3 separate regions of the Homo sapiens genome follow, and regions 2 and 3 are each linked to region 1. A link is a contact called in ENCODE Hi-C or POLR2A ChIA-PET data. All regions are on one chromosome and are shown on one strand. The core of a region is the stretch at or near the end of the contact, and the rest is flanking DNA. Distances in the headings are between cores, read along the strand shown. Region 1 overlaps NEK4 (NIMA related kinase 4). Region 2 overlaps SFMBT1 (Scm like with four mbt domains 1). Region 3 has its middle 27 kb from the start of SFMBT1.

The links. A loop is a pair of places that touch in the nucleus more often than their neighbours do. ChIA-PET counts read pairs that join two places held with the same protein, here RNA polymerase II (POLR2A). Pooled maps may share reads with other maps.
Region 2: a loop to region 1 is called in a pooled map, with 3 times the contacts of the local background. The contact joins two enhancer-like sites. A Hi-C loop is called at or near these places in 1 of 168 maps with a recorded cell type or tissue (upper lobe of right lung) and 2 of 50 pooled maps. POLR2A ChIA-PET finds 5 or more read pairs at or near these places in 3 of 52 experiments (BJ, T-cell and activated CD8-positive, alpha-beta memory T cell).
Region 3: a loop to region 1 is called in a pooled map, with 2.3 times the contacts of the local background. The contact joins two enhancer-like sites. A Hi-C loop is called at or near these places in 2 of 168 maps with a recorded cell type or tissue (heart left ventricle and prostate gland) and 3 of 50 pooled maps. POLR2A ChIA-PET finds 5 or more read pairs at or near these places in 3 of 52 experiments (A549, WTC11 and activated T-cell).

Annotation. Positions count from the first base shown.
Region 1 is chr3:52,719,704-52,722,403 of GRCh38, reverse strand. All of the region lies in intron 15 of NEK4 (NIMA related kinase 4), which reads left to right. Among named protein-coding and RNA genes, the nearest start is that of SPCS1, 15 kb to the right of the region's middle. Within about 2 kb of position 1,308, at least 5 of the 41 ENCODE cell types and tissues checked have a DNase peak (open chromatin) inside an H3K27ac peak, as active enhancers do.
Region 2 is chr3:52,982,298-52,984,997 of GRCh38, reverse strand. The region is part of intron 1 of SFMBT1 (Scm like with four mbt domains 1); the gene reads left to right. Among named protein-coding and RNA genes, the nearest start is that of SFMBT1, 62 kb to the left of the region's middle. Within about 2 kb of position 1,322, at least 8 of the 41 ENCODE cell types and tissues checked have a DNase peak (open chromatin) inside an H3K27ac peak, as active enhancers do.
Region 3 is chr3:53,071,923-53,074,622 of GRCh38, reverse strand. It overlaps a transcript of RFT1 not described here. Among named protein-coding and RNA genes, the nearest start is that of SFMBT1, 27 kb to the right of the region's middle. RefSeq lists enhancers at 1,461-1,580, 1,073-1,690, 1,931-1,980. Within about 2 kb of position 1,347, at least 31 of the 41 ENCODE cell types and tissues checked have a DNase peak (open chromatin) inside an H3K27ac peak, as active enhancers do.

The DNA.
Region 1 (2,700 bases), core at 59-2,558:
GACCTCTGGCTGGCCATGCCCCACCCAGGCCTCGCTCAGCCATGCTGGTGTGCCCCAGCTCACTTGTGTTATAGCTTGTACCCACGTTCAGCAGTTTCTGAGCTCTCGGACCTTGCCCAAGAAGAATAAGGATACGCTGGATGTTGAAGGGTGAGGAGGGTGGAGAAGAATTTTATTGAGTGATGAAACAGCTATCAGCAGAGAGGGGATGCGAGGGTGGTCCCCCTACCTTAAGGTGGGGAAGTCCCCCTAATATGGCTGAGTCCAGGGCTTTTTATGGGCTCAGAATAAGGGAGGGGTAGGCTGTAGGTAGTATTAGAAAAGGCAACATTCGATTGGTTAAAAGGCATTATTCAGAAAGTATCAATTGGGAAAGGGCGAGCAAAGAGGAACAGAAGTTCCCACTCTGGATCACAGGTTTCATCCAGGACCAGCAGTCTGGTCTTTCAGCCTTCGGACTGATTTGGCTTGAAGGTGGGGTTTCACTGGGAACCTGCCCCATCTGCCTAGGTATTTGGCCACCTCCTGTCACTATCACCAGGGATTAGTCACAGGTATAAACTTAAGGTCCTTCTCATGTCTGAATCTGTGTTTTCCCCTGGGCATGTACATGCATGGTAACTTTCCAAATTCCCCTGTAAATGTGGTTACTTTTTTTTTTTTTTTTTGAGACAGGGTCTTGCTCTGTCACCCAGGCTGGAGTACAATGGTGTAATCACAGCTCACTGCAGCCTTTGCGTCCTGGACTTAAGCAATTCTCCTGTCCCAGCCTCCTTAGTAGCTTGGACAATAGGCGTGCCCCACCACACTTAGCTAATTAAAAAAAATTTTTTTTTTTGGTAGAGACAGAGTCTCCCTATGTTGCCCAGGCGGGTCTTGAACTCCTGGGCTCAAGCAATTCTCCTGCCTTGGCCTCCCAAAGTTCTGGGATTCTAGGCATAAGCCACCGTGCCCAGTGGCTTTGGAACATCCTGCTCCTTCAATGTATGGCCCCCAAAAGGGGGAAAAGAAAAAAAATAAAGTGGGGAGAAATAAAGGCACCAGCCTTTTAAATCCCCAGGAAGTCACTTCAGCTAGAGGGAGGGAGGTTTGCAACAGTGTCAGTGATGGTTGCAACATTGGTTTCCTGCTTCTATATCTGTACTTCAGTGATCAGAAGCAGCAATCAGCTATCAGTACAGAGATCCCTGATACTTGGAGGACTGGTTTCTTATTGCCTACCCTGGTTCTTGCAAGCAGCATGCAAGCTGCTTCAGGAACAGCATGACTGTCTCCACTGGGTGCAGAGTGCTTGGGGCTGAAGTGAACCACAATTTAGCTTCTAAGACTTCCGCCAGATGTTTCCAGCCTTCAAGAGAATCCAGAGTTTTTAAATAGTTACGTAAAAGAGATTCTGTCAGTACAATTTCTGGTTGAGTGAAGAGATACAATTTTTGCTTGAGTGAGGAGATGAATTCCTGATGCTTCTTACTCTGCCATCTTCTATAGTATTGTTTCATACAGTAGCTTTTCAGATTAGTTAAGGAGAGGCAAAATGTGTTTGTATTGTGTTTTATAATTACCTTTACCAGCACTCTTGTGTTTTCACATTGCTTTGAGTTATTGTGTAGGGTCTCATCCTTTTAGCTTGATGAACTTCACTTCGTTTTCCTGTAATGTGGGTCTGCTAGCCACACATTCTCTGCTTTTGTTTATCTGGGAATTTCCTTATTTCACTTTTATTTTTGAATGATAGATTTGCTAGATATGGAATTCTTGTTTGACAGTTTTTTGGAGCACTTCAAATGTTATCCTTCTGCCTTCTAGCCTCCATTGTTTATGAGGAGATGTTAGCTGTGAATGTTATTGGTGTTGCCTTCTGATGAGTTATTTTCATCTTGCTGCTTTCAAGGTTTTCTCTGTTTTTGACTTTCAGCACTTTAACCTTAATGTGTCTGTCTGTGGATCTCTTTGAGTTTATCCTACTTGGAAGTTCATTTAGCTTCTTGGACATGTAGATCAATGTTTTTCAATAAATTTGTAAAGTATTCAGGCATTATTTCTTAAAATTTTTTTTTTCTGCTTCTTTCTTTTTTTTGAGACAGAGTCTTGCTCTGTCACCCAGGCTGGAGTGCAGTGGTGCGATCTCAGCTCACTACAACCTCCATCTCCTGGGTTCTTGGCATGGTGGTGTGTGTCTGTAGTCCTAGCTGTCTGTAGTCCTAGCTACTCATCTGCTTCAGCCTCCCAAGTACCCAGAACTACAGGCATATGCCACCACGCCCAGCTAATTTTTGTATTTTTAGTAGAGACGGGGGTTCACCATGTTGGCCAAGCAGGTCTTTTACTTCTGACCTCAAGTGATTCGCCCACCTCGGCCTCCCAAAGTGCTGGGATTACAGGTGTGAGCCACCAAGCCTGGACTTTTTTCTGCTCCTGTCTCTCCTCTTCTGGTGTTTTCTTTATACATATTTGGTGCAGTTAATGGTGCCCTTCATTTCTCTGAGTCTCTGTTCATTTTTCATTTTAGCTTTTTCTCCATTATTTGGATTGCATAATTTCTGTTGGTCTGTCCCCAAGCTTGCTAATTGTTCTGCCAGTGTAAGTATGCTGTTGAGCCCCTCTAGTGAATTTTTCTTTTCAGTTATTGTACTTTTTAGCTCTAGAATTTCCATTTGGGTCTTTAAATTAATAATTTTTTTCTGTTTCTTAATATTCTCT
Region 2 (2,700 bases), core at 73-2,572, 260 kb before region 1:
GCTTTTGACATATTCTGGTACAGTGAAAGATAATTTCAAAACTGCAATTTAGTCGTCTTGGTATCTGGCAAAGAGGAGGTGCTCAATATCCTGGTACTAATCAGTAATTGCTAAGGAAGCCGGGCTGCGAAGTGGTCATACTTAGCCAACTGTGGACCAGGGATTTATAGGGTGGTCAGCCTGATATTTCCAAACTCATTATAGTATGAATCATTATAGTATGAATAGACACACACACACACACACACACACACACACACACACACACACAGTATTTAGTATAGTATTCAGTATATATTATAATAATATATATTACCTATATTCAATATAGTATTCATTATAGTATGAATTTTTAAAGATTATTTATGCCTGAGATTATTGAAAGACATACATTAAAGAAAGCTAGAAAATTTGTCATTGAAGTGCCTGTATTGGAAAGTATGTGGGTGTTGAAATTGGAATGTTAAAAAACAAGGCAGCATAAATTACTGAATTGCTATGGGGAAATGCCTTCAAGGCTGATTGGTAAACCTAGAGAACGTGAAATGTAAGATGGGATTGAAGCCAACAAGGAGGTTCCCAAGGGGCAAAAAAAAAAAGAATTGGCCCCATTCTTGCTGTCTAAAAAAGTTTTTTATGATGTTCAAATGAAGCATCGTGGGTGAAAAAAAGCTTATAAATTGGAGACACTACACAGATAGTAATTATACTTTTGTTGATTGAAAACATTTTCCTGAAAACTCCAAGAACAAACCTTTAGTGGTGAGGGAAGTAATCATATTGCCCTATTTTGCACTGAAGCTCATCATAATTTTTCTTCCTCAAACCATTCCTACTTCAGACTTCCCTTTTTCCATAAGTGGCAGTTCTATCCTTCCAGTTGCTTAAGCCAGAAACTTCAGTCAGCCCAGATACTGCTCTTTCTCTCATACACCAAATCCATCTTACATCTTCCTCCACATTTTCACTTCTCCTGTCCTAGACCTAGCCACCAACACCTTTCACTTGGATTATTCTGTGGTCTTTTTAGTTGGTCTTCCTGCTTCTGCTCTTGCTTTCTTCTCACATAGCTGCAGAGTGATCCTTTTAAAAGATAAATCAAATTATGTTCCTCCTCTGCTCAGAATCCTTCAATGGCTTCCCCAAAGCCAAAATCTTCACAGCAGCCTGCAAGTTCATATAAAATATGACTCCCTGATAGCTTCCTGAGTTCATCTCCTAGCATCTCTGCTGTGATCATTTTGTTCCAACCACTGTGGCCTCAAATACGCCACACAAGCTCCCACTTCAGAGACTTTGCTCTTTTTGTTTTTCTGCCTTGAATATTCTTCCGCACGTACCCACATGGCTCACTTCCTCATTTCCCTCTGGTGTTGTTTTGTGTTACCTCAACACTAAGGCTTTGATCACTCTGTTAAAAGTAGGACTCCCTGTCCTCCTCCCTTGTTCAGTTTTTTTCTCCTAACATTTGTTTTCATTCAACATACATATTATAGTTGACCCTTGAACAACACAGGGGTGTTGACCCCACACGCAGTTGAAGATTTGCATATAACTTTTGACTTCTCAAAAACTTTACTAATAGCCTACTGTTGACCAGAAGCCTTACCACAATAACATAAGCAGTCAATCAACACGTATTTTATATGTTATATATTACATACTGTTTTCTTACAATAGAGTAAGCTGGAGAAAAAATGTTACAAAGAAAATCATAAGGAAGAGAAAATATATTAATATTGACTCTTCACTGAGTGGAAGTGGATCATCATAAAGGTCTTCATCCTTGTCATCTTCACGTTGGGTAGGCTGAGGAGGAGTAAGAGGAGAGGTTGGTGTTGCTGTCTTAGGGTGCCACAGGTGGAAGAGGGGAGGAGGCAGAAAGGAAGGCAAGAGGGGCAGGTACACGTGGTGTAACTTTTCAGAAATAACATTATAGTTTCTGTCTGAATGTTTGCTTTTTCCTTCCTCTAAAACTGTTTCTATATGGTATCAACTCCTCTTCCACTGTTTGCTTTAGTTTCAGTGCCATATCATAGAGGGATCTTGTCATAAAAGCAGTCCTGAGTAATCCAAACCCTTCTGCCAGATTGTCAATGTTGATTTATTTTCTGGCACTGCTTCTTCTACATCTTCTTCTTTATTGGCACTGGTTTTGGAATTATTCATCTCCATCAAGTCGTCTTCTGTTAATTCCTCTGGTGTGCTATCTATTAGCTCTTGAATTTCTCCACGATCTATATCTTTTTTTTTTTTTTTTTTTTTTTTGAGATGGGAGTCTTGCTCTGTCGCCCAGGCTGGAGTGCAGTGCCGCGATCTCAGCTTACTTCAACCTCCGCCTCCTGGGTTCAAGCGATTCTCCTGCCTTAGCCTCCTGAGTAGCTGGGATTACAGGCATATGCCACCATGTCCGGCTAATTTTTGTATTTTTAATAGAGACGACGTTTCACCTTGTTGGCCAGGCCTGTCTGGAACTCCTGACCTCAAGTGATCCGCCCGCCTCAGCCTCCCAAAGTGCTGGCATTACAGGCGTGAGCCACCGCGTCCGGCCCATGATCTATATCTTAACCCTTCACCTCCGACCTTTTTGGCCGTATCTACAACCTCTTTCATGATTTTTGTGATTGGCTCTGTTGTCAATCCTGTGAAGTTATGCAGGACATCTGGACAATTTTCTCTAGCAGGAGTCTATTGTTTCAG
Region 3 (2,700 bases), core at 98-2,597, 350 kb before region 1:
CCCTGCAATGTGGTCTCTGCCAACCTGGGCCCAGGCCTAGCTGGATAGGTGGTAGGAGAGAGGGCTGCTCAAGTAGGAAGGAGGTGAGCATCAGGACCCTCCCCTCCCCTGGACCTGCCTTAGCCCTGTTTTGATTCTGACCATCCAGTGCTCTGGGGACCCTGGAAAAGGTCCTGGCTCCAAGGTCCACCTGACCAGCCAAGCCTGGCACATCCATCTCTGTGGTCCCAGGATCTGGCCACAGGAGGGCTCCTGGACACGTAATACATGAATAGATGGAGTGACATAAAGAATTAATCAGTGGGTGACTTAGGCAGTGAGAACTAGGAGCAGAAGAAATGAAAGAGACCAGGTTGGGAGGGGGGATGCTGGTAGGGCCAGGTTTAGGGGAGCCTTAAATGCCAGGCTGAGAGGGGGTGTTTGTCAGGCTCCCCCACACCCAGCTTCTGCCCTGGCCCTGGGACAATTTCCGTCTTCCAGAGGGGCCAGTAGGGATCCTGGCAGATGTGGCCCTGATCACCTGATCCCCTCTCAGAGAGACAGAGACCCCAGGGCCCATCCCCCAGAGCCTGGCTCACCTGGGCCCTCGCAGGGCCTGCCTCACCGGGGCCCCGCAGACCTAACTGCTTCTGCTTCATGGTCTGTGGGTTTTCCCAGTCGTCCAATTAGTGCTAATTGGAAGCAGGAAGTGTGTGCATGTGTGGGGTGGGCCTGGAACTCCGATGTCCTTGTCAGAACTTCGAAGCCCTGTGCTTCCTGGGACAGGCTCTTCCCTAGAGCTTTGTGGTCTCCCGCAGGGCTGGGTAGGGTTGTTGGGAGCTCCCCGAGCATTGGGTATACTGGCTCTGTGCACAACGGGGCCTCTGCTCTCCAGAGGGCTCAGGCTCTCACCGGCCACCTCTTACCCCAGGTGCCAGTTGCCCCCAGGGCAAGGCAAGCTCATCCTTTTCACTGCCAAATCCTCTTCGCCCGGCACAGAGCTGCGGCTCTTCACAGTTTCACTCTAACAACGAAGGGAATGATGGGCTCAGGGCCTGGAAGAGAGGCGCAGAGGGGGCCTCCTGAACCCCTCACTGACCCTTGGTCCAGCCTCAGCCCGTGGCTCCATAAAGGCAAGGAAAGGCCTGCTTTATCTGACTGGCCACACACTTGTGCTTCCCTTGGGGGACAAAGGGTGCAGAGGCGCTTCCACAGAGGCGGGACTTCCGCTTACTTTCCCTCCTCCCCGTTTCCCCGCCCCCTCCACTTGCGGCACAGGTGGGGGTGTCCAGAGGCAAAGCCCCTTTTGTGTCAAGCCCCAGCCCAGGTTCTCTCCTCACCCACAGATGCTGGTGCGCAGTCTGACGGCAGAGGCTGTAACGGGGGAAGCATGGGATGTGGGCACATGGGGGAAGGCCCCGGAACCCAGCCTGGGCAGAGGCCGGTGCCCCACCAGGCTCTCTCTCTGCAGTGTTATGTCAATCATTGCCCACAGGTGCCCTCGACCTGGACACCGTCAGGCCTCCTTCGCGGTGGGCTGAAACCCTGTGGCACAGCCCAGGACCACCCAGCCCCACGGGCTGGGGGCTCACATCTGGAAGCAGGGCCCCCCAGGACTCAAAGGTGCTCGGAGATGAAGATTGCTGGGTGTCAGCTCATGGGGCCAGCCTCGGCTTCACCCCCAGGAAATGCCTGCTTGTTGCTGTGCGGCAGGCACTAGAGCAGGCAGAGAGGGCGGTGGGCTCCTCTGAGGTCGCGGGCGGAGCCCTGTGAGGAGAGACCTGGCCGCCGGCAGCCACTAGAGGGCAGGACCCTCCTGTGTGTTTCCTCCAAAGGGTTGTTGAGCAGATGAGCGGGACTGACAGGAAACAATGGAGCAGCCGCCCCAGGGTGCAGTCACCACAAGCCTGCTAGAAGGGCTCAGCGGAGGCTGCGATGCGTCCGAAAGTCCACTGGACCCTAGACCTTAAATGGCCTCCCTGAGCCTTTAGGCTTTTACTTCCTGGGAGCCCAGCCCTGAGCCAACAGAGACAGTGCCTGGCTCCTACATTGGCAGAGAGTGACAAGTCAGTGTCCCCTTCTTACAACATCAGTGGTAGAGGAGCAATTAGGAGAGCAGGTCCTCCAGCTTCTTCCAGGTGCAGTGTGGAAACAGAGGCAGAGAAGAACTCACCTGACCGCACCTACGAGGTGGGTAGGGACAGATACTTCTGAGAGTGAACCATCAGCCAAGCACGCCCAGCAGCCCTGGGGGGTCAGTGCATGTTGTCGGGTGCTACTTTTGCAGTTGGGGAAACTGAGGGTCAAGAGAGGCTGTCATTTGACTGAAGTCCTACAGCAAGGGTGGACCAGGGTTCCCGCCCGGGCAGGATGATGCTGAGCCTGCATGCAGGCTCCCACGCAGCCTTATCACAGCCTCATGTAGAGACGACCTCCTGTGACCTCGCTGACATGAGTGTGAGTGTGTGGGGACCCTGGCTGCCGCAGCAGGAATGAGGCAGCCTCTCTGCATCCTGACACTCCCAGGCAGAGGCCTGTCCTTCATCTGGACCTACCAACAGTGACGCCAGGAGCAGCTGCCTCTAGGACACGTGTTCCCCTGGGCCAGAGGAACTATGTGAGGAACCCATGGTGCATGCCATGACAACCCTCCTTTAGGGCCTCTTGAGGCCACAGTGGTGCTAAACCCAGGAAGTGGGTGCCAATTCAGGGGACCATTGG